Regions from separate parts of the Homo sapiens genome. Here region 2 is linked to region 1. The links are chromatin loops, found by intact Hi-C in ENCODE. Cell type or tissue: GM12878. All regions are shown on one strand. Links, peaks and the distances in the headings refer to the core of each region. The heading gives the core; the rest is flanking DNA. Region 1 overlaps CHST11 (carbohydrate sulfotransferase 11). Region 2 overlaps SLC41A2 (solute carrier family 41 member 2).

Region 1 (15,655 bases), core at 1-8,000:
AGCAGGAATGCGCTTGAGCTTCTGTGTACCTGTTAATTGCCCAGGGAAATACAATTGTCATGGAATTCTTTGTGAGAATTGGGAAATAACTTTCTAGCCAAAGATACTAGAAAGAAACTTCCAACTTGTAATTGTCACTTTGTGAAAATTTCCAGCCCTTGTTAGTCTTAAGTTGACTTGAAAGTGACATCATATCTTTTCAGCCTAGCCTTTTGGAAGAGGCAGAGAACCTTTTCTAAGCTTGTGCTGAAAAAGATCCTCTGTCGATGATCCTGCCCCATCCTTTATGTCCCCCTCTAGTCCTATTTTCTCCCATTGTTTATTATTTAGATCTCTATAAATATACTTTTCTGATATTTCCCTCCAGTCCATAGCAAATACTACTTTCAAAACATTGTGTTGAATGTAGAATTACAGATAGTTCAGTTGAAAGGCCTTCCTTATTTCAGATTACTTACAGTCCACAAAAGCTCTGTGTCAACAGTTTATCATTACACGGGGCATAAAAATATACTTTCAAATCTACATTAAACATTTTCTTTTTGAGGGGTTCATTTTATTAAGCTACACTGTTAATGACCACTGATGTGGAATCTCTTTCACTGGTTTGAATTTCTTTAAAAGTTAAAGATCCTTGCTTCTCTGAAGTATCTTGGGGGTAAGGAGAGCTGATCCTTCAGCCTGGCTCTGCAGTTTCTGTCTCTCCAGATCACCCTGGGAGAGGCAGAAGGGACCACAGCATGGCACGGATTGTGTAGCTAAAAATTTGGAGGCCTCTGGCAGGGGTTCCAGATACCTACATGTGAAATAGAAAAATAGTATTGCAAAAGCAATGGGTTCCAGGCTTCGTTGGTGGCTGGAGGGTATGAGAGGAGGGAGAGAAAGAAAAAAAGGAAGGCAGGGCGCGGTGGCTCATACCTGGAATCCCAGCACCTTGGGAGGCTGAGGCGGGTGCATCACTTGAGCTCAGGAGTTCGAGACCAGCCTGGCCAACATGGCGAAACCACATCTCTACTAAAAATACAAAAATTAGCTGGGTGTGGTGGCACACGCCTGTAATCCCAGGAACTCCGGAGGCTGAGGCATGAGAATAGCATGAACCCAGGAGGCAGAGGTTGCTGTGAGCTAAGATGGCACCACTGCACTCCAGCCTGGGCGACAGAGTGAAACTGTGTCTCAAAAAAAAAAAAAAAAAAGAGACAAAAAGGAGACAGCTGGCAAGGCTGGCTGTCCCTCTCTCTGATTCTAATCTGGGGCCCATTATCTTTTCTAATTCATAGAATTGATTAATTTGCAAATTTGAGTAATTGGTCATCAGTTGCACAAGGGTTTAGCAGAAGTGGGCCTTGTCAGTAGGATAGTTACATTTAGAAGTTTTTGATACTCTGAGTTAATAGTCTTCCTTAAGAATATTTTATAGGGCAAGGACCAGGTTTTAGACTCCATTTTAATCCCGATGTTTTTTGCACGGTGTCTGACAACAGTGGGTTCTCAATAGAATGTTTGCTGGATGAATGCATGAAGTGGTTAAACTCCAGAAGTAGACCCACTTCTCTGGTTTTCAGGAAGGTCACTTCTAGCCTTGCCAAGAATGCCTGGTCAATAACTCTGGCTCTGTCTGGTGGGGAAACTTCCTGCCTTCCTGAACTGTGACACGGACCCAGTTTAAACTAATCAGGCGCCAGACAGGAGCTTTCACCGTGACCTAAATTTGCAGCCCGTGAGGTGTAGGCAGCTGAGGCACTGCTCTGTGTCCTGGATTCTGGAGAAGGTTGGTCTTGTTTAGCCACTTAGATGGATTCTAAGGAAATCCATCCATAGAACAGACACCTTCTATGGCCGTGAACTATTCCTAAAGCTAGGGAGAATGGAACCATATACCTGTGATTTCTACACAGGTTTGAGTTCACCAATGAATGCTTCCTATGCAAGTTCATCAGCTTGCATTAAAATGTCTTGCATACCTGCCCCAGATGGCTGGGTTTTGATGGAGCTGTGTCATGCAGTGCAAAGCTGAGAGGCCCCCCAGGCTGCATTGGCACAGAGTGTGTAAAGGCAGCTCTTCAGAACCTTCCTTTTGTGTTACTCCATAGGATTGTGGTTTTTGTTTGAAATCTACTGTTCATAGAAAGAAGCCTTCAGAGGAGAAAGCCTTTTCTCTCCTGTCTGCTTCCTCTCTATTATTTTTATTTTTGCAAAATGTTTATTTTCACTGTCACCTGGGATTTCTTTGCCTCGGTTGAATGTATTGAAAGATTATATCCTTTATTTAAAGATGTCTCATTTTACCCCCTTGCACTTTCACTTGATCAGGTTGAACCTAAAATGCATTTTGTATTATAATTTTAAACGAATTGTAAACATAACATGTGCTCATTTTAGAAAATTTAGGAGGTGGCCAGGTGCGATGGCTCACACCTGTAATCCCAGCACTTTGGGAGTCCAAGGCAGGTGGATCACCTGAGGTTGGGAGTTTGAGACCAACCTGACCAACATGGTGAATCCCCGTCTCTACTAAAAATACAAAAAAAATTAGCCGGGCGTGGTGGTGCACGCCTGTAATCCCAGCTACTTGGGAGGCTGAGGCAGCAGAATCACTTGAACCAGGGAGGCGGAGGTTGCAGTGAGCTGAGATTGTGCCATTGCATTCCATCCTGGGCAACAAGAGTTAAACACCATCTCAAAAAAAAAAAAAAAAAAGAAAAAGAAAAGAAAAAAAGAAAATTTAGGAGGTATAGAAGAAAAACAATCATTATTCCACCACCAAGAGGCAACTGGTACTTTAAAAATATATTATAGAATATATTTATATATATTTATATATTCTGTATTTTTCTCAACTATGCAAAATGCATATACATAGTTGAGATAACATCATGCATTTTGTATCCTGTTTGATAATAAGTATTTTAGACAAATACATCATTGTCACAACTAGTTATTAAAGTTAAAGACAAAGTTTAACCATAACTGTTTAAATGTATAGACTTGCATGTGTCTCCACCTCCCACCCTACCCCTTTGCAGGATGTCAGTCTGGTATTATTTTTTTTGCTGTGGTTGCACAAATTTAATGTTACGTTACAGAATCTTTTTGCTTATACATGGAATAGTTTGGAGTCTTACCAATTTGTAGGGGCTGTTCTTATGTTATACACCTGAAACTTCCATTGAAAAGGTGTCAAGAGGGTCTCAAATATGAGACTGTTATGAATTCTGAAAACAGCATTGAATCACTGAAGGATCTCATGTACCCCATAAATATATACAACTACTATGTACCTATAAAAATTAACAAGTAAAAAAATAACTGAAGGAGAAGACATTTTTAGCATGGGGTCTCTCCTTGATCATTTAAATGTTTGCACCTCGATGGAGCATTTTCATTGCTGTGCTCAGATGAGACAGATGTAGGTGATCTCCTTTGATTGTTACAGTCCTCATTTTCATTGCCTTCCAAAATAAAAAGGGGTGATCAGGCACCACAGAAAGGGTGGTTTGGGGGTTTCCGTGGGGTGAGGGGTGAGGGAATCCATCCTTCAGCAGAGGTATCTGCTGTCAGTATTTGTCTGGTTGAAAGATCATTTTGTTCATAGCTTTATCAGCACAGTCATTTCAAAACAGGAAGTCAAAGGCTCATAAGCAAAGGCACCACCCTTTCCCTTCTTAAACCCACCAAAAGGACCTCTCTTTAGTCTGGAGGTCAAGTGAAAAAGGCTCTCATGAAAGTCATTGCCAGCAGGCCTCTTCTAAGTTCAGACTCTGAGGAAAACCAGAAGTCATTCTGCTGATTCATTTTTTTTTCTTTTTAGTTTTTCTTTTGAATTTTTGGGACACCACCTTTATAACAAATAAAAGGGGAGGCAGTTCTTCCTATGAACAATCTGATCTGTCAGTTAAAATTTCCTAGAACTTGTAATTTGATGCATCTTAGATCCAATGTGAGTGATTGAAACTTACAAGCAGACTTGTTCTCCTCCTCCCCAGCCCCCTGTCTGTCTGTCTCTCTCTCTTTTCCTTTCTTCTACTCTGTGCCAGATACTGTTCTTGGCACTGGAGATGTAACACATACATACATCTCTGCCTTCATGGAACTTAGATTCTAGTGGGGCGGACAGACTTTAAGCAAATGCAGAAGTGACATATATGGTATATCAGATGGTGTTAAGAGAAAAACAAAACAGAGAAGATGGTTGAGGGGTGTGAGAGGCAGGGGTTGCAATATAATATAGAGGTAATTAGGGAATGTCATTGATAAGATGACACTGAGAGCAGACACCTGCAGGAAATGAAGGAGCCGGCCATGTTCCAGGCAGAGAGCAACACAAGTCAAATCTGGTCCCTGAGGCAAGAACACGCATGGCAAGGTGGTCAGAGTGCCCAGAGCAGAGGGACGGAGGCAGCCAACAACCACAGTGGGGAGAGACAAGTCGGAGAGAGACAATTGTTTTGAGCCTTGGGTTTAACTGTAGATGGGAGGGAAGCGCTGCAGAAGCTTGAGCAGAGGTCTCTTGGGGCAGGGAGGCAAGGAATAAGGGTGGAAGCAATGTAGCAAGATTGAAAATGAAGTCTCCTACTTGCACTTTTTTTTTTTTTTTTTTGAGGTGGAGTCTTGCTCTGTCACCTAGGCTGGAGTGCAGTGGTGCAATCTGGGCTCACTGCAACCTCTGCCTCCTGGGCCCAAGCAATTCTCCTGCCTCAGCCTCCTGAGTAGCTGGGATTACAGGCATGCACCACCACACCTGGCTAATTTTTGCATTTTTAATAGATACTGGGTTTTGCCATGTTGGCCAAGCTGGTCTTGAACTCCTGACCTTAAGTGATCCACCCTCCTCGGCCTCCCAAAGTGCTGGTAGAGGTGTGAGTCACTGTGCCCAGCTCTACTTGCACATTTGTGCTCATCTTTGGGCAGCCGGTAGTGTACTTTGGTTAAGTGGTCACCATATAAGTCCCATCTCCCCTCTACCACCTGCTCCCCCTTGACCCCCAACTAGACCATCTCCTTTTTCAATTTTTTAAAATTTATCTTTATTTTTAAAAACAGGGCCTTGCTCTATTGCCCAGGTTGGAGTGTAGTGGTGAGATCACGGCTCACTGCATCCTCGAACTCCTGGGCTCAAGGGATCCTCCTACATCATCAGCCTCCCAAGCAGCTGGGACTTACAGGTGTGCCACACACCCAGTCCCATTTCCAATTTTTAAAGCAGTAATGAAGAGATCTGAAAAAGAGATTTGAGAAAAATTTTGACTGAGCTTGTAGTGGGAAATTCGTAATATCTTCAGGGTGCAATCGGTGGCATTTGTTAATAAAAATATCCAGAAAAAGTGCCAGACTTAAATCAGCACTCAATAAAAATAAAACGATGAAATGGATCAGCGCTCTGGGAGTGGAAGACCCGAGTCCTAGTCTGGGGTCTCCCATGTCCTATCCCCATAAATTATTGTGTATTATTGATTCCAGAACATATTTTTTTCACATTTTAGTGATTATGCAATTTGTGTTGTGATTGATGGCATCTCAGCACCGTGCTGCCCTTTAACGAGCAACTGTTTCGTTTCTTAGTGTTCCATCAAATAGCAGTGTGCCTTCACCATGGATGCCTTCTGAGGCCACCTCTGTAAATTGTGAAAGTACTTTATGTAAACTGTGGCACACTTCATAACCTCAGTAAGTGATGAAAAATGGCATTCCTCCAAGATGCAGAGTCTGAGGGCTCAAAAGTACCTGGTTAGTCTTGAGTACTTGCTTCTCAATGGCCAGACTGGCATGCAGTCTGTCCAAGTCTTTTTAACTTTGCCTGGCACTTATTTTCAGAGCCCAGGGCTTGTAGTTAGTATTTGTCTGATTAACGATGAGGTTGGTTAAGAGTTAGAATGGGGAGGGTGGGAAGTAAGTGATTTAACTTGAGGCTTGAACCTGGAAGTTCATCTAGAAATAGACATAAACATTGCCCAGGGAAAGTATCACCAATGTGGATTTTTGTTTCTTTCAAGGCTACTGAGCTGTCATGACTTTGTCATTTCTCTTTTCTGGCCCTTTTAGAAATGTACTGTGGTTGTTTGTTTTTTTGTACATCTTCCTCTTTTGACATAGCAAGGCATGGATTCTGTCAGGTTCATCTTTATAGCCTCTGACCCTGGCCCAGAGGTGCCTAGGAAACATTTAAAGAGTAAATAATTGATTCTCAAAGATAAGCCTTTCCACCTCGGTCACCACCCAATCCATGTGCGCAGAACTCAGAAGGAGGAGCCAGGTTGGATTGTCATGTACAAACAGCATCTGCTGTGGTCTAGTCCCTTTGTCTCCCAAATCTCTTTGCTTCTGTTCTGCTGTGTTTCAGGGCAGGAAATAGAAATCAGTCTAGATATTTTATTTTTTAATTTAATTTAATTTTTTTTTTTGAGACAGAGTCTCACTCTGTCGCCCAGGCTGGAATGTAGTGGCACCGTCTGGCTCCTCTGCCTCCTGGGTTCAAGCGATTCTCCTGCCTCAGCCTTCTAAGTAGCTGGGATTACAGGTGCCCGCCATCACGCCCAGCCAATTTTTGTATTTTTAGTAGAGACAGGGTTTCACCATGTTGGCCAGGCTGGTCTCGAACTCCTGACCTCAGGTGATCTGCCCGCCACGGCCTCCCAAAATGCTAGGATTACAGGCATAAGCCACCGTGTCCAGCACCAGTCTAGGTATTTTAAGCAGAAAGATATTTACTAGAGGGAATTTTGTGCTTATAGAGGCATAAGGGGGCTGGAGGAATGGGGCTCCAGGAATGTCTCCCAGCTAATGGTAGTAGTTTATATAATAATTAATAAACAAACGTATGTTGGCATGGCTGTTCAAAAAAAACAAAAAACAAAAAACAAAACTGACTCACTAGGGGTGCTACACCCTCTGATACTGTGTCTGGAACTATTGAGTTCAAGAACAAATTGATGGCAAAGCCGGAGAGTGGACCCTATAATGCTGTTGCAAAAAACCCTCGTGACCCCATCTCCATGCTTGCCAGCGGCCAAACAGCCCCAAAGGCAAGAAGATGGCCTCTCTGCCCCACATCTGCTTTCTAAATCTCAAGTGAGTGCTTCTATTTGGGAGAGCCAAATTCACATCTAGAACCTTAGCTTCAAAGAAGCCTGGGAAATACAGCTTTTCAATTACCAGCCTCTGCAGGCTAGAAAGCTTTCTAGAAGGAGGGTAGAATGAACGATGAGCAAATAATCACAATACTCACCACACCCTATTGGTAAAACATATTTGAGCAGCCATCCCTCAATATATTTTGTTTATAAATAATTTCTGCATATTACTACCATTATCTACATATCTAGGATAGGATCCTTTCTGACTAGTGACTGCAAACCCCTATGTCGTTATCTGTTGGATAATTCCGTTGGCTGACTCTTTATCAATTCTGATTCTTTCATCCTTTTGACCTTGTAATGTTGTCCACAAAGATACAATGGAGAGCTAGTACTCAAGAGGGAGGAATGCCATTTTCTTGTGTGCCTGGATTGTGACAATTATCTTCAAGTTGTGGTTTCTTGGCTGGGATCTCTTTAGGCCTCAGTTCTATTTTGTGAGGAATAGGATAGTTAAAAGTAGATAATATAATCTGTAAATTTACTTATGATTCAGTTGTAAATGGTTATTCATTGAAATATGCTGAGAATGGTGGAATTATTGAGGTGGTCACTCCAGTTCATTTTGTGGTTGAGGATACCTGCCTGAGTTTCATAACTGACATGTAATTTGATATGACAGGTTAGATGGAGTTGTTTGTGGCCATTTGTATTCTTGATATAGTTAAAATTTTTTTAGGTTAACTGAAAATGGAAGGTCTGGTGTCTAGATGAACAAAAAATGGGAAGTCTGATGTTTCCTTCCCGGACCCCTTTTGTGGCACAGTGTCCACTAGGATTTTGGAACTCCAGGACTAGACCTGCCTTGAATGTCATTGGTTATTGTCAAACCTGCCATTGTCAACTCTGGGTAAAAGTACAGTGTTAACCTGGTGCCAGTTCTAGCGGTGGTGGAGGCTTAGTTTGGCTTTAGATAAGCTGTATGGGGAGGGCTGATATTTCCAGCATCACCAGGACTTGGGTTCTGTCTCATGTAGATATGGATAGAGACAAAGAAACCTGGTAATGGAAGTGTTTCAGTCCTTATCATTCTCTGGCTTGAATCGTTATCTTAAATGCCTTGGGAGAAGAAACTCACAAAGGCAACTCAAGTGAAAGAAGCTGGTGGCTGGGTTTCTGTTAGAAACTGTTAACTTCGAAGAATCTCAGAAGAGGGAAACCACAGAGGCCCCTCTAAGGTAGTGTTGTAACAGGACACTTAACATTTCTTAACGGTTGTCATATTTTACCTTTAATATCATTGCATAAGGTCACTCATTATAGTGAAAAGAGCACAGAATTTGGAGTCTGGACACCAGCTTTTAGGATTTGGCTGTTCCCTATATCCATTTGACATCATTCAAGATATTTTTGTTAAATGCTTACTAAGAGTTAAGCTCTGTTCTAGGTGTAGAATCAAACAGGTGAAAATCCATGTCCTCATGGAACATACATCATAGTGGGGGAGACACAATAACAAATGGATATTAAATTATAGAGTATGTTGGAAGGTGACAAATGCTACGGGAGGCGGGGAAGCAAGGAAGGGGGATGTGAAGTGGCAGTGGTGGGGGGATTGAAATTTTAAATAGGATTGTCAGGGAAGTTCTCTCTGCAAAGGTCGCTTTAAAGATTGAAGGAGATGAGGGTAGATGGGAGATGAACCAATGAAATAGTAAAGATATTTATTGGATATTATTTACCGAAGGCCAACTTGGGTCAGGCATTGAATATAGATTACTCCCCCATGGGACTCGTATAATGTATACGCTATAATTACCACCATTTTACAAGGGGGGAAACTGAAGCATAGAGCATTATCACTTGTCTAAGGTCCCCAGGAGAGGAATGGATGGAATAAAAACCAAACCCGGCTGTATGACTTCATATCCGCTGCTCTGAACATCTGGGAGGGCTCTCATTTGGGCATTACTCTTCCCATCCACCCTAAAGATTGGCGAGAATGATTGCAGTTTAGTGATAGACATTCTGCGAAGGGTGGGACCTTTCTGCCCATCAAAGAATCATTCTGCCCAAATGCCACCAATGCCCCTCCTTGAGAAACAGCTCAAAACTCTATGTGTAAACAGCATCTGGCGTAGTACTTGGCTGCATCCCATGACTTGGGCAAGTGCCTGGCAAGTGTAGGGGCTTAATAATTGATTGAATGAGTGACTGAGTGAAAGTCGCAGACAAGAGATTTGGTCCCCTCATTTGCCAAGTGAAGGTAGTAATGTTACCTCTTTTATGGGTGGCGGTGGTAAAGATTAAATGAGAAGTTAGATGTGAAAATGCATTGGGAATGGATGTAAACCTATGTAACAAAACTGCATGTCCTGCACATGTATCCTGGAACTTAAAATTAAATAAAATTAAATTTTAAGAAAAGAAAAAATGAATGTAAAAGCAGTATAAACATGTTGTTGTTATGATAAATTACCTGTGTGGTTCCTCGTTCAAGGATGTGAATCTCCATGTCAACAAGATGCTGTTCTATTTAATTCTGTTTGAAACCTGAGCAAGTTTTTATCCTTTTAACATGTGCGTCCTACACTGTAAGATTTACTGAAAGGATCTGACTTCTATAAGTGTGAGGCTCCTGTGAATATCTTCTCTCTGTATGTGCTCACCCTCTGTCTGCCGTACTAACAGGCATACCCGCTGCCAAGGCCAAAACTGTGTAGCAATTTGCAAAGCAGAGTTTATATTTGGTCAGAAATCAGCCTTGTGTTTTTTTGCTGAATGCAGTGACCGCAGCATTTCCTCCCAATTATGCACTTAATTACTCCTCAGGTTCCCATTAGCTTTAACTAGTGACACTTGGGAAATAACAGGCACTGGTCAATGCCATTTCTGAAGCTGAACTCCGAGGAGGATGAAAAGCAGTCATTTCAGAAAAATAACAGTGGTAGCATGGCAGCCTGTATGTGAGCAGTTGTTGGGTGGGTTAGCATGGCTCATTGCACAGGACAGCATCAATTGGCCCTATGTCTCCACATTGGGCTTGTTCTGTGCTGAGGAGGACTTTAAGGGCTCTTCCTGTATAGGGGTCAGTCCTTCCCACTGCTTAACTGCAGGTGTCATGGAGCTTGCTCTGTGGCTGGCATTTGTAGCTGGGGCACAGACCCATTTCCTCCCTTCTTCACCAGACCAGGTGCTGAAATTTAGTTCAAAGACTCCATAACCCTGATCTGGGCTAGGCCCGGCATTCTTCAACCTGAGGCCAGGCTCACATTTGAAATAGTCCCTGTTAGGCTGCAGAGTTATCATAGAGGAAGGGGAGCATATTTGTCAGGGCTCACATTTCTTTACAAGTTGAAAAAGTTTCTATCTTTTTAAGCACCCAGACCTCTTTCCATTCCACCTAATCATTGATTTAGACTATTTGTTTGCAACTGGTTTGGGACCTCCTTCTTCCCCCATAGGGGACAGGTGGCAATGTCTGGAGACATTTTGGGTTGTCATTAACTGGGGAAGGTGTGCTACTGGCATTTAGTGAGTGGAGGCCAGGGATGCTGTTAAACATCCTACAATGGATAGGATAGACTTCCCCACAACAAAGAATAGGCCAGCTCAAAATATCAATAGTCGGGAAACCCTGTATTAGTCTGTTCTTATGCTGCTGTGAAGAAATACCTCAGACTGGGTAATTTATAAAGGAAAGAGGTTTAATTGACTCACAGTTCTGCATGGCTGGGGAGGCCTCAGGAAACTTAAAATCATGGCAGAAGGCACCTCTTCACAGGGCAGCAGGAGAGAGAATGTGTGCAAGCAGGGGAAATACCAGACACTGATAAAGCCATCAGATCTCATGAGACTCACTCACTATCATGAGAACAGCATGGGGGAAACCACCCCCATGATCCAACTAACTCCACTTGGTCCTGCCCTTGACACATGGGGATTATTGCAATTCAAGGTGAGATTTGGATGGGGACACAGTCAAACCATATCAAACCCTTATTTGATTCAACATTTTTCTGATGCTTTATGAAAAAAACCAGTAACAACAATGACCACTTACCAAATACTTGCTCTGTATCAAACAGTATGTCAGCTGCTGTATTTGGATTATCCATCCTATTTAATCCCCACCACAACCTTGTGAGATGCACATTTACCAATCCCATTATACAGGTGAGGAAACTGAGGCTTAGAGAGGTGAAGGAGCCTGCCTAATCGGAAAGCTGGAACAGGATCCTGGCTCAGGTCTAACTGACAGCAAACACTGTACTCTTCACCTCACTAGTATGCCCATCTCCATGTTCTTGGTTTCAGATAATTAGGTCAAGAAGTAATTATTTCATAAAGGCCTTAAGCTCAGCTGTAAACTCTGTAAGTGGGACATTCAATGATAGCCCCTTCTCTTCTTACCCTACACGCTATCCCTGGTGAGCTCATCCTCTCTTGGGGCCTGGGGTATCATCTGTGTTTAGATGACGCTCATGTCTTTCTTCAACTTGGATGTGACCTTGGGTCGAAGTCTAGTTCATGTATTACCTCTTGTGTTACCATCCATCCCCTCTTGGTCAGAATGAGGGGATAGATGTCCTTCCTGTCATCCCTGTGGTACTTTGTGTGTGTACATCTCTAATATTACTCATTCTGATACATTGACTCCTTCAGGGAAGGGGCCATGTCTTGTTTAGCACAATATCCCAACATCTCCAATAGAGCCTGGTACATAATGGTCACTCAGTAACTATTTGCTAAAAGAAGGAATACACTGATGGTAATTGGTCACTAAGAAGAAAATCCCCCTTTTTGGGATAGCGGGTATGGAATTTTCAATGCTGATTTGATTTTCATTTTGATTCTATGGTGAGCTGTCACTTAAGAGAGCCAAGAACAACCCCTTTTATACCATGGCTAAATGTGAACAGCCAAAAAGTGAACAACTGTCAAAGTTGTAGGAATTGCATCACTGTAACCACAAAGGTAATTAAATGTGTCCCAGAAAGGGATCTGCTAATTTGGTTTGCAACGGGAGGGTCTGAGACAAGACTTCTGTAGAGCAACACTGTCCAGTGGAAATACACTGCTGCTGCACACAGAACTAAATCTTCCGGTAGCCATTTTTACATTGAAAAAAGTGAAAAGAAACAGGTGAGATTAATACCTGAAATATTGCAACAGGTACTCAATATTAAAACTCACTGCAATATTTTACATATTTTTGGTACTAAGTCTCCAGAAATCCAATGTGTATTTTTACAGGACATCTAAATTCAGGCTAGCTGCATTTCAAATGCTTACTAGCCATACGTGACTAGGGCTACTGTAATGTATAGTGTAGCTCTAAAGTGTTAGAGAACCTTTTCTACATTGAACTAGGGCTTTTTTTGGTCTCCCCTCACCCTAATTTAAAAAAAAAATTTATGGTGACAGAATCTTGCTCTGTCACCCAGGCTGGAATGCAGTGGCATGATCATAGTTCACTGCAACTTTGACCTCCTGGGCTCAAGGAATTCTCCTCAGCCTCCCAAGTAGCTGGGACTACAGGTGTGCACCATCACACTTAGCTAATTTTTGATTTTTTTTTTCTTTTTTTTTTTTTTGTAGAGACAGGGTCTAGTTATGTTGCCCAGGCTGGTCTCAAATGCCTGGGCTCAAGGGATCTTGCCTCAGCCTCCTGAAGTACTGGGAGTACAGGCGTGAGCCATTGCGCCCGCCCCTTCCATTTTCTTAAGGGGATGTTGTCTTTCCTGGGTTTTAGCTATACCCTTTGGGAATAATATTGATTATCTTAAGGCTCAACATGTTAAATACAAGATATTGGCTGCAAAGTTTTATACACACACACACACACACACACCCCTCTAAAGTCATTTCAGGCCTCTAAGGTATCTTCAGAGTCTTCTAGTTAATCAGTCGCTATCTGAAGCTTGATTGTGCTATTGAGATCTTGACACAGTCTGCCATGTAGCAAGAGCAACTGTTACTAGCTCCATTCTACAGATGAGGCAATGGAGACTCAGAAGGATTTAGGGAATTGCTTAAATTTTGTTTCAAATGGTTCTAATACCAACGTTTAGCTGCAAAGTCTGGCCCAAGGAACATTCATTCTATTAGGGTGGATGTAAACACACATACTTCACTGTCTTATGGGGCCAGATGCGATTGCTGTTACAAAGAGAGACAAACTGTGAAGGAAAGGGAGAGGAGGGTGATTGATTTTGGTGGTGGTGGTGATGGTGGTGGTTGTGGTGGTGGTGGTGGAAGGAAACCTTCCAGGGAAAGTTGAGGTTGGCACCGGGCTCTGAAGGATGAGTAGAAATTTGCTGGCGGAATCTGGGAAGGGAGAGGAAAGACATTCCAGGTGAGGACGCCTGCCAGAGCAGGGAGTGGGGCAGTGAGGAGAGTGATGTCTGGGAATACGGGAGCCCAGGGGTGGAGAGGTGAACCTGGATGGCTCTGAATGCTCTAAAGTTTGAGTTTTATTCTTGGTACCAGGGAGCCACAGAAGGTTTAGTGTCTCCTGTTTTTCAGATGATGAAATTTAAGCTGAATTTAAACTCTCTTGTTTCATTAGAAAGGCAGTAGTTTCAAACTCACTTTCTCAAAATGAACTCGGGGCCATTTGGAAATCGTTTCTATTATCATCATTTAATGGGAGGTAAGATTATTCATGAACGACTAAAGTGCAAAGTAAGAAAGAGCTTAAAGGCACTCTGTAGTGGGATTTGAAACTCCTCTGTTTTGCATTGCTCGGGCCAAAATTATAGGCCATGGAGGTTAAATTTCAGTCTCTCAGTTGCTAATGGTGCCCTAGCTTCACCCTCAGAGGGCTCTGGAAGCAGTGGCAGGAGAAAGGGAAAGTGTGTAAATAGTCGCAGGGAAGAGAGTTTCTTGCTTCAGTGGGAGCTCATGGGTGTATCCGGGTCAGGCTGCAGCTGTTGGGCTGCCCTAGAGATGAGCAGTGAAGGATGGAGAACAAAGTCTGCTGCTTCCTCCTGGAAGCGAGACCCAAGTTCACTGTGTGTGGGGTCTGAGTGCATTGTACCCCTGAAAGATGCCGCCCTGTGTCCTCTTTAAATCAAAAGACTGCCTCTTTTTTTAGGCTCCCCTTCCTGGGCTGTGGGAGAGGGCATGGGGCTATTGTAGAGCTCATACACAATGTAAAAAGGCATCTCTCTGTGGCTTTCACAGTCACTTCTGGGGGCCATTGTGCTTGGTACAAAGCTGAGGGCTGCCTGTATTTTCTCTGCTAGACTGTAGCACTTGACGCCTGTCGATGAATAATTGAGAGCTGGTTTTCTCATAGGGGCATCTCACCACCTTTGATCCCCTTTATTTTCCGTTAAAACATCACCATCATCACCACCACCACCACCACCACCACCGCGACCACTACAACCACGACAGGGAGAACTCTTCCAAAGGCTTAATTGAAAAAGAAACTAATATAATGTAATCACAGATATGCAGCGTGTTTTAAAGGGGGCATGTGGACAGGCAAGCTAAAAGGGTTTCTGGATTTACACTTGCAAACTTATAAAGATTTAGGGATTAGAGATTGGAAGGTCTAATTGAGGTAGTACTTATTATTGGAAGCCTATGCAAAGGTATTGGAATGGGGATTATTTTGCAATTGGAAGAATTAGTGAAATCCTTTAAGAGCGAAGGTTTCATTATATATAGGGTTTTCTGTATAATTTTGCTATTCAAAAATGGAAGTGCAGGTTTGAGATCAGAAACTGAACAGGCAATCTTTTAGTTAATTGTAATAAAACAGCTTTCTTTGGGAGAGTGTGAGCCATCATCCGAACGACAATTATGTGCTTAAAAATATTAACTCGGAATAGTGGCCTTGCTCACTTTAGGATAATCCATTGCATTCAGGAGGGGAGCAGCTCAGGGCTCTTTCTTGGGACTCTGCAGAGAATTCTTTCAAGGCTTATGCTGACTTTGTTTCCTGTGCCTGTAAAAGCAAAATGAGATTTTTAAAAATAAATCCAGGGCTGATAGTAAGTGCCTTCCTGCAAATGAGATTTGAGGGATGTGCAGGATGTTGTCATTGGAAAGTCACAGCAACATTCCTTTTTTATTTTCATGGGAAATAAACAAGGAATGGATTAGGAACACAGAGGTCATTGCTGAGTGTTCGATCTGTTATAAAACTCCAACAAAGTAGAAAGGGCATTGGGTGGGCATTGGGTGGGGCATCAGGGATCTTGGGTTCTTGTCCCAGTTCTTCTGCCCCCTTTGGGGACCCCACATGTGTTACTAACAATGTAGATGTTGGCAGTTTTCAAACTACTCCTCTAAGCCGAAGCATGGGGGAAGGTCCTTGGACGGCGGTAGGGGGTCCCAGTAAACCCCACCCCCATCAGAGTGGCTCCTTGCTTATCTGTTTCATATTTTTGGGTTCTGAGTAAAATTTTGTTAGAATTAAGTATTTCAGGGCTAAAACCAACAATTTTGCAGTTGACTACTTAGACTATTTAGACTATTTCTAAGGTCTCTTCCCAACTCAGATCTGATGCTATTAGCAGTTCTCAAAATCAATACACATTTACATGAGGGTTAAATCATAATTAAAA
Region 2 (16,259 bases), core at 5,261-13,260, 410 kb after region 1:
TAAAGGTAAATAGGATATTATTTTTGTCCATAGGGATCTTATAGTACAGGCATTCCATAAAATATTGGCTGCCTACTGATAATAGATATCCAAGCTCCAAAATGAAATAGAAAAACTAGGTTTGATTCTCAATTCATATTTAATTCTAAATCTCCCTAGGGTTAAAAGTTGCATATCCCTTACTGAAAGTCTTATCATCTCAAGGCATTTTTTGGATAATATCATTTTAACTGATCAAAGTTTCATTATTATCAGAGATATTCCTGGCTTCTTCTCCATAACTCTAATTAATTTATTATGCAGAATAAGTACTTTTTAACTTAAAGGCAGAGTTTGCCTCGCAGTCCTATAGCCTACAGCCTTAGATTACTTAATCTAAGTCAAATGTTACTTAATATTTTGATCTTACAGAATGCTGCAACCCTTACCCCAACTCTTATCTTTGACTGAATTTTCTATTTTTTTTGCTTCTTAAGGTATTTAAAGATCTTCTCACCTATGACTAAAGATGCTTGAACTACATACAAACCCAAAATTTTTATTTTTTCCATATCATGTAGGAATAAACAATTATTATAGATATTAAAATAAAGCTAAACAAAGTTTACTCCTAAGCTTTTGTATGGATTTGCCATCACATCTTCTCACAGTCCTGTAGCCTACAGCCTTAGATTACTTAATCTAAGTCAAATGTTACTTAATTTTTTGATGTTACAGAATGCTACAACCCTTACCCCAACTCTTATCTTTGACTGAATTTTCTTTCTTTTGCTTCTTAAGATATTTAAAGATCTTCTCACCTATGACTAAAGATGCTTGAACTACATACAAATCCCAAATTTTTATTTCTTCCATATCATGTAGGAATAAGCAATTATTATAGATATTAAAATATAGCTAAACAAATTTTACTCCTAAGCTTTTGTATGGATTTGCCATCACATCTTTAAAATAATTATACTAATAAAATTTATTTTTATATTTTCTTCTATTTAAAGGAATATGACTAATGCTACATTGTGTCATTTTCTCCATGATTTTTTAAAAGATGAAAAAAACCTTTTATTTGTTGAATGGATTCACAGTTCTCCTTGTAAGCCAACAGATAAGGATAAATAACATCCCAGTTAGGAAGCATTTCAATCTACTAAAACAACTAAGGTTGCCAATAATTTCTTTAATAGAACGAAATAGAAAACAAAATGCATTGAAAACCACTAAACACAAATGAAAAGAACTATTCTGCTAGGTCAGATCATCTTAGTATTTTATTCTCAGGTCAAGAGAGGAGCACCCTGCTAGACTTTAAAGAAGCTATCCTCAACATTAAATCTCTGGAAGGACATCTGAAGCTGAAAAACGCACCCACCACACCCACCCCAGAATCACTGCCCTGAATTTTCAAAGAGGAGAAAAAATACCTTAGGAAAGAAACTAAAAATAATGAGCAGGCAGTTCCTTAAAAAGTTAAACAGAGTTTAACTTGACCCAGCAATTCTACTCCTTCATGTACACCCAACAGAATGGAAAACATATTTACATAAAAACTTGTACATTACATAAAAACTTGAATGTTCATAGCAGCACTATGCATAATGGCCAAAAAGTAGAAGCAACCTAAATGTTCATCAAATGGTGAATAGATAAACAAAACTTAGTATATCCATAAATGGACTATTACTTGGCCATTTCATTAATCCATACAATTGGATGTTACTCTGCACTTCATATGATTCAAAAATGATGCATGTGACAACGTGATGAACCTTGAAAACATTATGCTAAGTGAAAGATGCCAGACTCAAAAGGTCACATATCAAATGATTACTTTTACATACAAGCCCAGAATAGGCAAATCCGAAGAGAAGGTAGATTGGTGATTGTTAGAGGAGGGGTGGGATGAGGAATAACTGCTAAAGTATTCTGTTTTGTTTACAGATAGGGTCTCACTTTGTCACCAAGGATGGCGTGCAGTGGCATAATCTTGGCTCAGTGCAGCCTCAAATCCCTGGGCTCAAGTGATCCTCCCATCTCAGCCTCCCAAAGTGCTGGGATTACAGGCATGAGCCACCATGTCAGGCCCAGCGTTTCTGTTTGAGGTGATGAAAATGTTCTGGAATTAGATCACGGTGATCCTTGTACAACCTTATGAATATGCCAAAAACCACTGAATTGTATACTTTAAAAAAGTGAATTACATGGCATGTGAATTACATCCAATTTTTAAAAATCCTCACAGAGGGGAAAACAGGAAGGAGGACTACATTCTTCAAAAATGTCTGTCATTAAAGACAAAGGATATACACACGTACATAGACAAAGAGAGAGAACAAAAGATAAAGCAAATGGGGTAAAATGTTAACCTTAGGTGAATCCAGATAAAGAGTATGCAGGGGTTTTTTTTGTACTGTTTTGATTTTTGCAACTATTCTATAAACATATAATTATCTTCAAATAAAAGTTTGTTAAATGTTAAAAAGGTGGGAAAACCATGATAAAACCCAAATTTCCAAATGTTTACTGTAAATGTATTCTACTTCAATTACCTGCCAAATCCAACATGCCCATTCCCACCAAATTAGACCATATGGATAATTCTATAGGACCCTCCTAACTTATTCCTGGCTAACTTCTAATCCAATTTTGATAGGTAGGGAAAATTACAAATATATAAAAAGAGATGCTACAAACATTTCTCTTTTTTGGATATACTGGTGTTTTATAGATGTCATAAAATTAAAGAATTACTTTTAGAAAACCACCAATGACACAATCAACAGAGCAAATAGTCAATTAAAGGCCAACTATGAACTTCCACATTAATATTAAAATGTAAAATCATCTTCCTTCTAAATGAAACACATTTAAAAGATCCTGGTTAAAATAATATTTTGTATTAAAATCTGGGTATATCATAATGGGTATTAGGGTAGGATGAATAAAATCTAGTAATAATTCACAGGACCTGTGAATGCTACCTTATACGGCAAAAGGGGCTTTGTAGAAATGATTAAGTCAAGAATTTTGGGATGGGAATATTATCCTGGATTATTTGTGTGACCCCTAAATATAATTGCAGGTATAGGAGGGAGGCAGGAGCAGATGTGGCTGCAGAAGAGAAGAAAGCAATGTGACCACAGAAACAGAGATTGGAGTCATACAGCTACCAGCCGAGAACACCGGCAGGCAGCTGCCAGAAGATGGAAGAGGCAAGGAACAGATTCTCCCCAAGACCAGAAGGATCCAATCCTGATGACACCTTGATTTTATTCCTATATAACTCATTTTGAATTTATACTTAATTGTAATTGTTCTGGTTTCCAGAACTGTAAAAACAAAACAAACAAAAAAACCCAAAAAACATTTCTATTGTCTTAAGCCACAAGGTTTGTGCTAATTTGTTACAATGGCAATAGATAACTAATACATGCATATTTAAAACTTCTTGGAATTTTAAGCCTAATAAATGTCCATTATACATTAATACTGACTCTGTGATATAGGCAAACTACGGAAAAGTAAAGATTAACACAGCTAAAGTGGTTCAAATCGCTCTGATGCCTCCTAACTGGCAAACATAACTAGCATCTTTTGTGATCCAGTTTTCACATTTTATATTGTTGACGGCATTTCCCAACTGCTGTTATATCATTTCATTAATAGTGTTCATCATTCTCACCCCAAATTCTTCTGAAACATGTAGCTGTTATGATTGACAATTTTTATGTATTAGCTGTTTCTATGTAAACAACAAAGCAATGGGCACTGTAAGTTGTGATTTTTTTCTAAATGCCCCTTAATAATTGATCTAAATTTTCTGAGGGAACTGATACTCTAGAAATCACTCTAACCTAAGATGGTACTGTGCTAAAAATCCCTCAAGCATAGAGACATTCAAGATAAATTTAGATTCTACTCACACCACCACATTAAGGCAGAGATATTCTAGAATGGTCTGTAAATAACCAGGTGGCATCCTTGTTAGTCTCCATAGGAATGCAGTAACCTGAGGCTAATTGCTACTGCTCTTACAGCTTCAGCTAAGCCATCTGTTTAAAGTTAATCTTGAAAAATGAAAAATCAATCAACATTTTGCCTCTCAGATCTCGCCTACAAAGAGAATATCTAATAATTTTTTCAAATCAATAAATATCATGTACACACAAGAATTAGATAGCCATGCAGTTATAAATATGTGAAAAAGAATTTTTTAAATCTTCTTGGAACTTATGCAAACAGAAAGAAAGGAGCAACAATCATGTGAACATATATATATTCCAGTTACTGGCCCAATGTTGAATCTTGTTAATAGCTTTTAAAGATTACTGTATGTTTAAAGATTACTATACGAATGTATAAATGCCTTTATATTGTCCCTGCAAGCCACACAAAAGTATATCAGAATCCAGAGCTTAGATTACTCTCTGAACTTTCTATTTCCATTTGAAATAGATCTTTTCTAGCCATGTGTTGCCATTTTTATTTTTCTATAGTGGTACTAATTCCCAGATACTTTCTGCTAAGATATCCTTCCAATATTTCCCCAATACTATATCCTCATCAAAATGATTTTTTGTTACAATCTATTATGTTATTGGACAATTACTGTGCCAAAATCATTCTGAATAACTTCTAATCACGTTAATTGGAGTGCTTTCAAAAGGAATAAAGCATTTGGTGAAGTACTGTTTATTAAACATCTGTTTTGTATATGGCACTATAGGGTGCTACAAAGAAATAAAATAAGAACGCAGTTTTGTCCTTAAGAAGCTTATATCCTCATAAGAGAAGGTATAACATTTATAGAAAAAGCTATAATGACCAGCCACACATTAAACATGTCACAAGAGAAGTGTCAATTAAGTGTTATAGGAATTCAGAGGAGAAAAAAGATCACTTAAGACTAGGAAAATCTATAAATGTAGGCTTTAAAAATGAGAAGGATTTGGATTGGCCTTGATGGGAAGAAGAGGATGAACTGGGAGAGGGGAATGAGGAATGAATTGAGGGAGGGGAATAAGAAGGAAAAAAAAAACAGATGGTATATGAGATCAGTAAACAGCTGAGTTTGGCTGGAGTAAAAGGTATAGAACAGGAGAAGCAGGCAGAAGCTTAAGAAGGTAAGTTTCCAACTGACTCCGCGAGGCCTAAATACCAGGGTAAAAACTTTAACTTTGTCCATTAAGCAATAAAGAGTTACTCAGGATGACTACAAAAAATAAAGTCAATTGGAGTAAACAAAGCTTTAGGCTTGTTTGTTTCACTCTTTTTTGGAGGAGTGGAGAGGAAAAGGGGGAAAATTGCATATTTACTTCAGATAGCAGAAATCAGCAAATTTCAGCAGAAGCAAAAGAAAGGTAGCACACTTTAGCTGGGTGTGGTGGCTCACACCTGTAATCCCAGCAATTTGGGAGGCCGACACGGGTGGATCACTTGAGATCAGGAGTTCAAGACCAGCCTGGCCAAGATGGCAAAATCCCGTCTCTACTAAAATACAAAAATTAGCCAGGTGTGGTGGTAGGTGCCTGTAATCCCAGATACTTGGGAGGCTGAGGCAGAACTGCTTGAGCCTGGGAGGCGGAGGTTGCAGTGAGCCGAGATCACACCACTGCACTCCAGCCTGGGCGACAGTCGAGCAAGACTCTGTCTCCAAAAGAAAAAAAAGAAAAGTAGCACACATTGAATTCCATGGATGCAGAGAGCCTTAGTACATGTATGAAAGCTAACAGCACATGAGGGGGTATTCAGTCATTTCAGAATACTCAGAATTCTAAGTAGTTGAATAAGACTTTTTTCTTTTTTTGATACATACTTAAGGTGTACAACTTGGTGTTTTCATAGACATATTACAGTTACATGGTTAGATATATAGTTAAGTGGTTACTACAGTCCAGTGATTTAACATCCATCATCTCAGATATTTAACCTCTTTCCACTTTTTTGTGGTAATTACATCTAAAGTCTACTGTCTTGGCAAACTTCTAGTTATAACTATAGTCCTCATGTTGTACATTCATTGGATCTCTAGATTTTTTTCATCCTACATAACTGCAACTTTGTAGTCTTTGATCTACATCTCCCCATTTCCTGCCTCACCTCCACCCCTAACCCCCATCCCCCGTAACTACCATTCTACTCTTCGTTCCTATGTATCTGACATATTTTTAAAGATTCTCTATATAAAGTGAGATCATGCAGTATTTTTACTTCTGTGTCTGGCTTATTTCACTTGACATATAATGTCTTCCAGGTTCATTCATGTTGTTGCAAATGGCGGATTCTCCTTTTTTAAGACCGAACAATATTACATTGTATATATACTACAATTTTATTATTTACTCATCCATCAGGAACATTTAGGTTGTTTCCATATCTAGACAACCGTAAATAATGCTGCAATGGACATGGGAGTGCAAATATCTCTGTGAAGGGCTGATTTCATTTCCTTTGGATACATACCCAAAAGGGAGATTGCTGAGTCATGCAGTCATTCTATTTTTAATTTTTTGAGGAACCTCCATACTGTTTTCCATAAAACTGCACCAATTTACATTTCTACCAAGAGTGTACAAGGATTCCCCTTTCTCCACATCCTTGCCAACACTTGTTATCTTTCATCTTATTGGTAATAGCCATTATAACAGATGTGAAATGATATCTCATTTCAGTTTTGGTTTGCTTTTCTCTGATGATTAGTGACATTGAGTACCTTTTCATATACTTGTTCGTCATTTTTATGTGCTCTTGGGGGAAATGTCTACTCAGGTCCTTTGCCCAGTTTTAAATTGGGTTATGTGTTTTTTATTGAGTTATGTGAGCTCCTTATATATTTTGGATATTGACTCCTTATCAAACATATGGTTCACAAATATCTTCTCCCAATCCATAGGATGCCTTTTCCTTTTCACTTTGTGGATTGTTTCTTTTGCTGTGTAGAAACTTTTAAATTTGGCGTAGTCTCACTTATTTTTACTTTTGTTGCCTGAGTTTGTTTTTTTTTTTTTTTTTTGAGACAGAGTCTTGCTCAGTTGCCCAGGCTAGAGTGCAGTGGCGCAATCTTGGCTCACTGCAAGCTCTGCCTCCCGGGTTCACACCATTCTCCTGCCTCAGCCTCCCGAGTAGCTGGGACTACAGGCGCCTGCCACCCTGCCCGGGTAATTTTTTTGTATTTTTAGTAAAGATGGGTTTTCACCGTGTTAGCCAGGATGGTCTCCATCTCCTGACCTCGTGATCCACCCGCCTCGGCCTCCCAAAGTCCTGCGATTACAGGCGTGAGCCATCACGCCCAGCCAAATGCTGCCCGATTTTTTGATGTGATATCCAAAAAATCATTGCCAAAGTCAATGTCAAGGAGCTTTTCTCCTATGTTTTCTACTAGGAGTTACATGGCTTCAGGCGTTATGTTTAGGTCTTTAATCTATTTTTAGTTGTGTAAGATAACTATCTTTGTGTATGTGTAAGATAAAGGTCTAGTTTCATTCTTTTGCATGTGGATATCCATTCTCCCAACACCATTTATTGAAGAGACTATTCTTTCCCAATTGTGTCTTCTTGGTGCCCTTGTTAAAAATTATTTGACTGTATATACTTGGGTTTACTTCTGGGCTCTCTATCCTGTTCCACTGTCTGTTCCCATGCCAGTACTATACTGCTTTGATTACTATAGCTTTGTGACATAATTTGAAATCAGGAAGTGTGATGCCTCCAACTTTGTTTTTCCTAAAATTGCTTTGGCTATTCAGGGTCTTTTGTGGTTTCATATGAATTTTAGAATTCTTTTTTCTATTTCTGTGAAGAATGCCATTGAAATTTTGATAGGAATTGCACTGAACCTGTATATTGCTTTGGGTAGTATGGATGATACTAATTCTTCCAATCCATAAACATGGAATACCTTTCCATTTATTTGTGTCTTCTTCAATTTATTTCATTAATGTTTAATCATTTTTATTGTAGAGATATTTCACCTCCTTTGTTAAAGTTATTTCTAGATATTTTATTTAACACAGTGTGCTATATTACACTGATTGATCTGTGTATGTTAAACCATACTTGCATCCCTGGGATGAATCCCACTTGGTCATGATGTATAATATTCTTTATGTATTGTTGAATTCAGTTTGCTAGTATTTTATTGAAGATTTTTGCAGCTGTGTTCATCAGAAATATTAGCCTATAGTTTTCATTTATTTTGTTGTCGTTGTTGTTTAGGTCATTTTTGTCTTTGCTTTTGTTTTAGAGATGGGGTCTCACTATGTTGCCCAGGCAGGACTCCAACTCCCAGGCTCAAGTGATCCTCTCACCTCAGCCTCCAGAGTAGCTGGAACTACTGGTATGTGCCACCACACCTCACTAGTTTTGTTTTCTTGTGGTGTCTTTGTCTGGAAAATTGGTATCAGGTGATGGTGACCTTATAAAATGAGTCTGGGCTGGGTGCAGTGGCTCACACCTGTAATCCCAGTAACTCAGGAGGCTGAGGCAGAAGGACTGTTTGAGACTATGAGTTTGACACCAGACTAGACAACATAGTGAGACCCTGTCTCCAACAAAATATTTAAAAATTAGCCAGGCATGGTTATATGCACTTGTAGTTCCTGATACTTGGGAGGCTGAGGTGGGAGGACTGCTTGAGCCAAGGAGTTCAAGGCTGCAGTGAGCTATAATCATGCCACTGCACTCCAGCTTGGGTAACAGAGCAAGACCCCCATCTCTGAAAATAAAACTAAAAATAAAAATAAATGAGTTTGGAAGTATTTCCTCTAGTTCTATGTTTTTGGAAGATAAGGATTGGTACTATTTGAATGTTTGGTAGAATTCAGCCATGAAGCCATTTGGTTCTGGGCTTTTCTTTGTTGGGAGGATTTTAATTACTACTTTAATAACTATTTGTTATTGGTCTGTTCAGGCTTTCTATTTGTTCCTCATTCAATTCTGGCAGGTATATGTTTCTAAGAATTTATCCATTTCCTCTAGGTTATCTAATTTGTTGGCTTAAAATTGTTCAATCGTCTCTAGTGATCTTTTTTATTTCTGAGGTCTCCACTTTTATTTCTGATTTTTTAATTTCAGTCTTCTCTTTTTTTTTCTTAGTCTAGCTAAGGCTTTGTCACTCTTATATGTTAGAAGAGCCAACTAAGTTTTGTTAATGTATTTTTCTATTCTCTATTTGATTTATTTCTGCTCTGGTCTTTATTAACTCCTTCCTTCTGCTAACTTTGGGTTTACTTTATTCTTTTTTTCCTAGTTCCTTGAGGTGTAACATTAGCTTGTTTATTGGAGATCTTTCTTCTTTCTAAATGCAGGTGTTTATCGCTATAAACTTCCCTCTTAGAACTGCTTTTGCTGTGTCCCTTAGGTTTTGGTATGTTGTGTTTCCATTTTCATTTGTCTCAATATATTTTTTTAATTTCCTTTTGGATTTCTTCTTTGACCTCTTGGTTGTTCAGGAGCATGATGTTTAATTTCCACATGTTTTTGAATTTTCCAGTTTTTTTCCTATTATTGATTCCTAGTTTCATACCACTGTGATCATCAAAGATACTTGATATGATTTCAGTCTCTTAAATTTCAATCTTCTCAAAGTCTTCTTTGTTAAGACTTGTTTTGTGGCCTAATATATGATCTATCCTGGATAATGTTCCACGTGCACTTGAAAAGAATGTGTATTCCGCTGCTGTTGGATGGAATGTTTTGTACATATCTGCTAGATTCATTTGGTCTAAAGTGTAGTTCAAGTCCAATGCTTCCTAATTGATTTTCTGTCTGGATGATCTCTCCAGTGTTGAAAGTGGGGTACTGAAGTCCCCTACTACTATTGTCTTACTGTCTATTTCCCCCTTCATATCTGTTAACAATTGATCATATATATATTTAGGTGCTCTGATATTATGTGCATATATATTTACAATTGTTATATCTTCTTGATGAATTGAGACCATAAGACTTTTCTTAATGTCCAGTTCTTTGAGCACTATATAATACATGGCCTCTATAACTAAAGCCTACTGCTATCATAAAATCCTCTTTTTATCTCTAAAGACTGCTAAGTGTTTTCAAAATAGTTCAGGAAATAAACTTGAACTATAAGTTTATCAGGAAATAAACCTGAAGCTTCTCAGCAGGATGAATGGAGTCTTGGAATTTAAATGTGCCTGTTCCTAATCTTTGTATTCAGAATAAAAATATTAGGCATCCAACTGCTGATCTTAGGAGGCCCCCTAGTGCGCACAGAGCAGACACTTTAGCAATCTGAACACAGACACTTTAGAAATACCTTTAACAAATTAACTATGGGATTGATCTGTAACACAAAAAATATATTTTTAGGAGAATCAATGATACAGAAAAAATGTAAAAGACTATTTTAGTTAATTCATCTTGAATTACTTTGAGCCAACTTTCAGAAGACAAAGATTAGAAAATCCTAAGCAATATTTAATAATATTATTTTTCAAAATCATGATCTGTGATAGTAACATTCCATTTTACTTTTTTTATTTCTTGATCCAGTCAAATTATGTATGCATCACTATATAACATTCGAAATACCGAAAGCTTTAGATGGCAACACATTATGATTAAGTCTTTTATAAGGAGAGTTTATCCCTTGTATAATTTAAAAAAATAAAATTTCAGGTGGGGCGTGGTGGCTCACGCCTGTAATCCTAGCACTTTGGGAGGCCGAGGCAGGCAGATTCCCTGAGCTCAGGAGTTTGAGACCAGTCTGGGCAACACAGTGAAACCCCGTCTCTACTAAAAATACAAAAAATTAGCCGGGCATGGTAGCGTGTGCTTGTAGTAGCTGTAGTCCCAGCTACTCAGGAGGCTGAGGCACGACCATCACTTGAACCCCGGAGGCAGAGGTCTCAGTGAGCCAAGATCGTACCACTGCACTCCAGCCTGGATGACAGAGCAAGACTCTGTCTCAAAAAATTAATTAATTAATTAATTAATTAAATAAAATTGTAAAGGTCAGTGTGCATTATTTTCCTCAATAGTTGTTTATCTTCTGGAATCTCATAGTACTTAATTCTGTAACATTATAACAATTGCCATGTTTATCATGATAACATTCTTCAACGGCATTCTCTTTCTTACTTTCTTACCACTGTCTTTAACTGAGGAGATATCTGGTATTTGCAAGCAGCTGAAAAATGTGTTATAAATGACTTAATGGTAATTTAAATATCCAAATCTGCAAATAATATACCTGTATTTTATATATATATATATATATATATATATACATTTTTTAAGTTCTAGGGTACTTGTGCACAACGTGCAGGTTTGTTACATACGTATACATGTGCCATGTTGCTGTGCTGCACCCATTAACTCATCATTAACATTAGGTATTTCTCCCAATGCTATCCCTCCCCCGTCCCCCCACCCCACCACAGGCCCTGGTGTGTGATGTTCTCCACCCTGTCTCCAGGTATTCTCATTGTTCAACTCCCACCTATGAGTGAGAACATGCAGTGTTTGGTTTTCTGTCCATGCAACAGTTTGCTCAGAATGATGGTTTCCAGCTTCATCAATGTCCCTACAAAGGATGTGGGCTCATGCTTTTTTATGGCTGCATAGTATTCCATGGTGTATATGTGCCATATTTTCTTAATCCAGTCTATCATTGTTGGACATTTGGCTTGGTTCCAAGTCTTTGCTATTGTGAAAAGCGCTGCAATAAACATACGTGTGCATATGTCTTTATAGCAGCATGATTTATAATCCTTTGGGTATATACCCAGTAATGGGATCGCTGGGTCAAATGGTATTTCTAGTTCTAGATCCTTGAGGAATCGCCACACTGTCTTCCACAATGGTTGAACTAGTTTACACTCCCACCAACAGTGTAAAAGTGTTCCTATTTCTCCACATCCTCTCCAGCACCTGTTGTTTCCTGACTTTTTAATGACCGCCATTCTAACTGGTGTGAGATGGTATCTCATTGTGGTTTTGATTTGCATTTCTCTGATGGCCAGTGATGATGAGCATTTTTCATGTGTCTGTTGGCTGCATAAATGTTTTCTTTTGAAAAGTGTCTGTTCGTATCCTTCACCCACTTGTTGATGGGGTTGTTTGATTTTTTTCTTGTAAATTTAAGTTCTTTGTAGATTCTGGCTATTAGCCCTTTGTCAGATGGGTAGATTGCAAAAATTTTCTCCCATTCTATAGGTTACCTGATCACTCTGATGGTAGTTTCTTTTGCTGTGCAGAAGCTCTTTAGTTTAATTAGATCCCATTTGTCTATTTTGGCTTTTGTTGCCATTGCTTTTGGTGTTTTAGTCATGAAGTCCTTGCCCATGCCTATGTCCCGAATGGTATTGCCTAGGTTTTCTTCTAGGGTTTTTATGGTTTGAGTCTTTAATCCATCTTGAATTAATTTTTGTATAAGGTGTAAGGAAGGGATCCAGTTTCAGCTTTCTACATATGGCTAGCCAGTTTCCCCAGCATCATTTATTGAATAGGGAATCCTTCTCCCATTTCTTGTTTTTGTCAGGTTTGTCAAAGATCAGATGCTTGTAGATGTGTGGTATTATTTCCGAGGGCTCTATTCTGTTCCATTGGGTTATATCTCTGTTTTGGTACAAGTACTATGCTGTTTTGGTTACTTTAGCCTTGTAGTATAGTTTGAAGTCAGGCAGCATGACGCCTCCAGCTTTGTTCTTTTGGCTTAGGATTGTCTTGGCAATGTGGGCTCTTTTTCGGTTCCATATGAACTTTAAAGTAGTTTTTTCCAATTCTGTGAAGAAAGTCATTGGTAGCTTGATGGGAATGGCATCCCCATCAATTTTCATGATATTGATTCTTCCTATCCATGAGCATGGAATGTTCTTCCATTTCTTTGTGTCCTCTTTTATTTTGTTGAGCAGTGGTTTGTAGTTCTCCTTGAAGAGGTCCTTCACATTCCGTGTAAGTTGGATTCCTAGGTATTTTATTCTCTTTGAAGCAATTGAGATTGATTCCTAGGTATTTTATTCTCTTTGATGCAAAGAGATTGAATGGGAGTTCACTCATGATTTGGCTCTCTGTTTGTCTGTTATTGGTGTATAGGGATGCTTGTGATTTTTGCACATTGATTTTGTATCCTGAGACTTTGCTGAAGTTTCTTATCAGCTTAAGGAGATTTGGGGCAGATAAAATGGGGTCTTCTAAATGCGCAATCATGCCCTCTGCAAACAGGGACAATTTGACTTCCTCTCTTCCTATTGGAATACCCTTTATTTCTTTCTCCTGCCTGATTGCCCTGGCCAGAACTTCCAACACTATGTTGAATAGGAGTGGTGAGAGAGGGCATCCCTGTCTTGTCACACTTTTCAAAGGGAATGTTTCCAGTTTTTGCCCATTCAGTATGATATTGGCTGTGGGTTTGTCATAAATAGCTCTTACTATTTTGAGATATGTCCCATCAATACCTAGTTTATTGAGAGTTTTTAGCATGAAGGGCTGTTGAATTTTGTCAAAGGCCTTTTCTGCATCTATTGAGATAACCATGTGGTTTTTGCCATTGGTTCTGTTAATATGATGGATTAAGTTTATTGATTTGCATATGTTGAACCAGCCTTGCATCTCAGGGATGAAGCCAACTTGATTATGGTGGACACGCTTTTTGACGTGCTGCTGGATTCGTTTTGCCAGTATTTTATTGAGGATTTTTGTGTCAATGTTTATCAGGGATATTGGTCTAAAATTCTCTTTTTTTGTTGTGTCTCTGCCAGGCTTTGGTATGAGGATGATGCTGGCCTCATAAAATGAGTTAGGGAGGATTCTCTCTTTTCTATTGATTGGAATAGTTTCAGAAGGAATGATACCAGCTCCTCTCTGTACCTCTGGTAGAATTCAGCTGTGAATCCGTCTGGTCCTGGACTTTTTTTGGTTGGTAAGCTACTAATTATTCTCTCAATTTCAGAGCCTGTTATTGGTCTATTCAGGGATTCAACTTCTTCCTGGTTTAGTCTTGGGAGGGTGTATGTGTCCAGGAATTTATCCATTTCTTCTAGATTTTCTAGTTTATTTGCGTAGAGGTGTTTATAGTATTCTCTGATGGTAGTTTGTATTTCTGTGGGATTGGTGGTGATATCCCCTTTATAATTTTTTATTGCCTCTATTTGATTCTTCTCTCTTTTCTTCTTTATTAGTCTTGCTAGCGGTCTATCAATTTTGTTGATCTTTTCAAAAAACCAGCTCCTGGATTCATTGATTTTTTGAAGGGTTCTTTTGTGTCTCTATCTCCTTCAGTTCTGCTCTGATCTTAGTTATATCTTGCCTTCCGCTAGCTTTTGAATGTGTTTGCTCTTGCTTCTCTAGTTCTTTTAATTGTGATGTTAGGATGTCAATTTTAGATCTTTCCTGCTTTCTCCTGTGGGCATTTAGTACTATAAATTTCCCTCTACACATGGCTTTAAATGTGTCCCAGAGATTCTGGTATGTTATGTCTTTGGTCTCATTGGTTTCAAAGAACATCTTTATTTCTGCCCTCATTTCGTTATTTACCCAGTAGTCATTCAGGAGCAGGTTGTTCAGTTTCCATGTAGTTGTGCGGTTTTGAGTGAGTTTCTTAATCCTGAGTTCTAATGATTGCACTGTGGTCTGAGAGATAGTTTGTTATGATTTCTGTTCTTTCACATTTGCTGAGGAGTGCTTTACTTCCAACTATGTGGTCAATTTTGGAATAAGTGCAATGTGGTGCTGAGAAGAATGTATATTCTGTTGATTTGGGGTGGAGAGGTCTGTAGATGTCTATTAGGTCCACTTGGTGCAGAGCTGAGTTCAAGTCCTGGATATCCTTGTTAACTTTCTGTCTCGTTGATCTGTCTAATGTTGACAGTGGGGTGTTAAAATCTCCCACTATTATTGTGTGGGAGTCTAAGTCTCTTTGTAGGTCTCTCAGGACTTGCTTTATGAATCTGGGTGCTCCTGTATTGGGTGCATATATATTTAGGACTGTAAGCTCTTCTTGTTGAATTGATCCCTTTACCATTATGTAATGGCTTTCTTTGTCTCTTTTGATTTTTGTTGGTTTAAAGTCTGTTTTATCAGAGACTAGGATTGCAACCCCTGCTTTTTTTTTTGTTTTCCATTTGCTTGATAGATCTTCCTCCATCCCTTTATTTTGAGCCTATGCATGTCTCTGCACATAAGATGGGTCTCCTGAATACAGCACACTGATGGGTCTTGACTCTTTATCCAATTTGCCAGTCTGTGTCTTTTAATTGGGGCATTTAGTCCATTTACATTTAACATTAATATTGTTATGTGTGAATTTGATCCTGTCATCATGATGTTCGCTGGTTTTTTTTGCCCATTAATTGATGCAGTTTCTTCATAGCATCGATGGTATTTACAATTTGGCATGTTTTTGCAGTGGCTGGTACTGGTTTTTCCTTTCCATGTTTAGTGCTTCCTTCAGGAGCTCTTTTAGGGCAGGCCTGGTGGTGACAAAATCTCTCAGCATTTGCTTGTCTGTAAAGTATTTTATTTCTCCTTCACTTATGAAGCTTAGTTTGGCTGGATATGAAATTCTGGGTTGAAAATTCTTTTCTTTAAGAATGTTGAATATTGGCCCCCACTCTCTTCTGGCTTGTAGAGTTTCTGCTGAGAGATCCACTGTTAGTCTGATGGGCTTCCCTTTGTGGGTAACCCAACCTTTCTCTCTGGCTGCCTTTAACATTTTTTCCTTCATTTCAACCTTGGTGAATCTGACAATTATGTGTCTTGGGGTTGCTCTTCTCAAGGAGTATCTTTGTGACGTTCTCTGTATTTCCTGAATTTGAATGTTGGCCTGTCTTGCTAGGTTGGGGAAGTTCTCCTGGATAATATCCTGAAGAGTGTTTTCCAACTTGGTTCCATTCTCCTCATCACTTTCAGGTATACCAATCAAATGTAGATTTGGTCTTTTCACATAGTCCCATATTTCTTGGAGGCTTTGTTCATTTCTTTTTACTCTTTTTTCTCTAAACTTCTCTTCTTGCTTCATTTCATTCATTTGATCTTCAATCACTGATACCCTTTCTTCCACTTGATCAAATCGGCTACTGAAGCTTGTGCATGCATCATGTAGTTCTCATGCCATGGTTTTCGGCTCCATTGGGTCATTTAAGGTCTTCTCTACACTGTTTATTCTAGTTAGCCATTCATCTAGTCTTTTTTCAAGGTTTTTAGCTTCCTTGCAATGGGTTTGAACATCCTCCTGTACTTTGGAGAAGTCTGTTATTACCAATCTTCTGAAGCCTACTTTAGTCAACTCGTCAAAGTCATTC

What was found. Peaks named below come from ENCODE experiments on the same cell type or tissue, not always from the same donor. Only the 100,000 strongest peaks of a DNase experiment are listed, where the experiment ranks them.
Region 2: it touches region 1 in a loop (2.1-fold over the local background); 29 of 110 quality-filtered maps call a loop at or near these places.

What each region holds. Positions count from the first base shown.
Region 1 is chr12:104,459,486-104,475,140 of GRCh38, forward strand. The region is part of intron 1 of CHST11 (carbohydrate sulfotransferase 11); the gene reads left to right. Among named protein-coding and RNA genes, the nearest start is that of CHST11, 10 kb to the left of the region's middle. RefSeq lists enhancers at 3,451-3,500, 13,949-14,088, 14,045-14,214. In GM12878, for the core only: no CTCF peak of the experiment used is centred there; a DNase peak (open chromatin) is centred at 3,626; H3K4me3 peaks cover 4,948 bases; H3K27ac peaks cover 6,146 bases.
Region 2 is chr12:104,867,083-104,883,341 of GRCh38, forward strand. All of the region lies in intron 6 of SLC41A2 (solute carrier family 41 member 2), which reads right to left. Among named protein-coding and RNA genes, the nearest start is that of SLC41A2, 83 kb to the right of the region's middle. In GM12878, for the core only: a CTCF peak has its summit at 10,218; no DNase peak of the experiment used is centred there.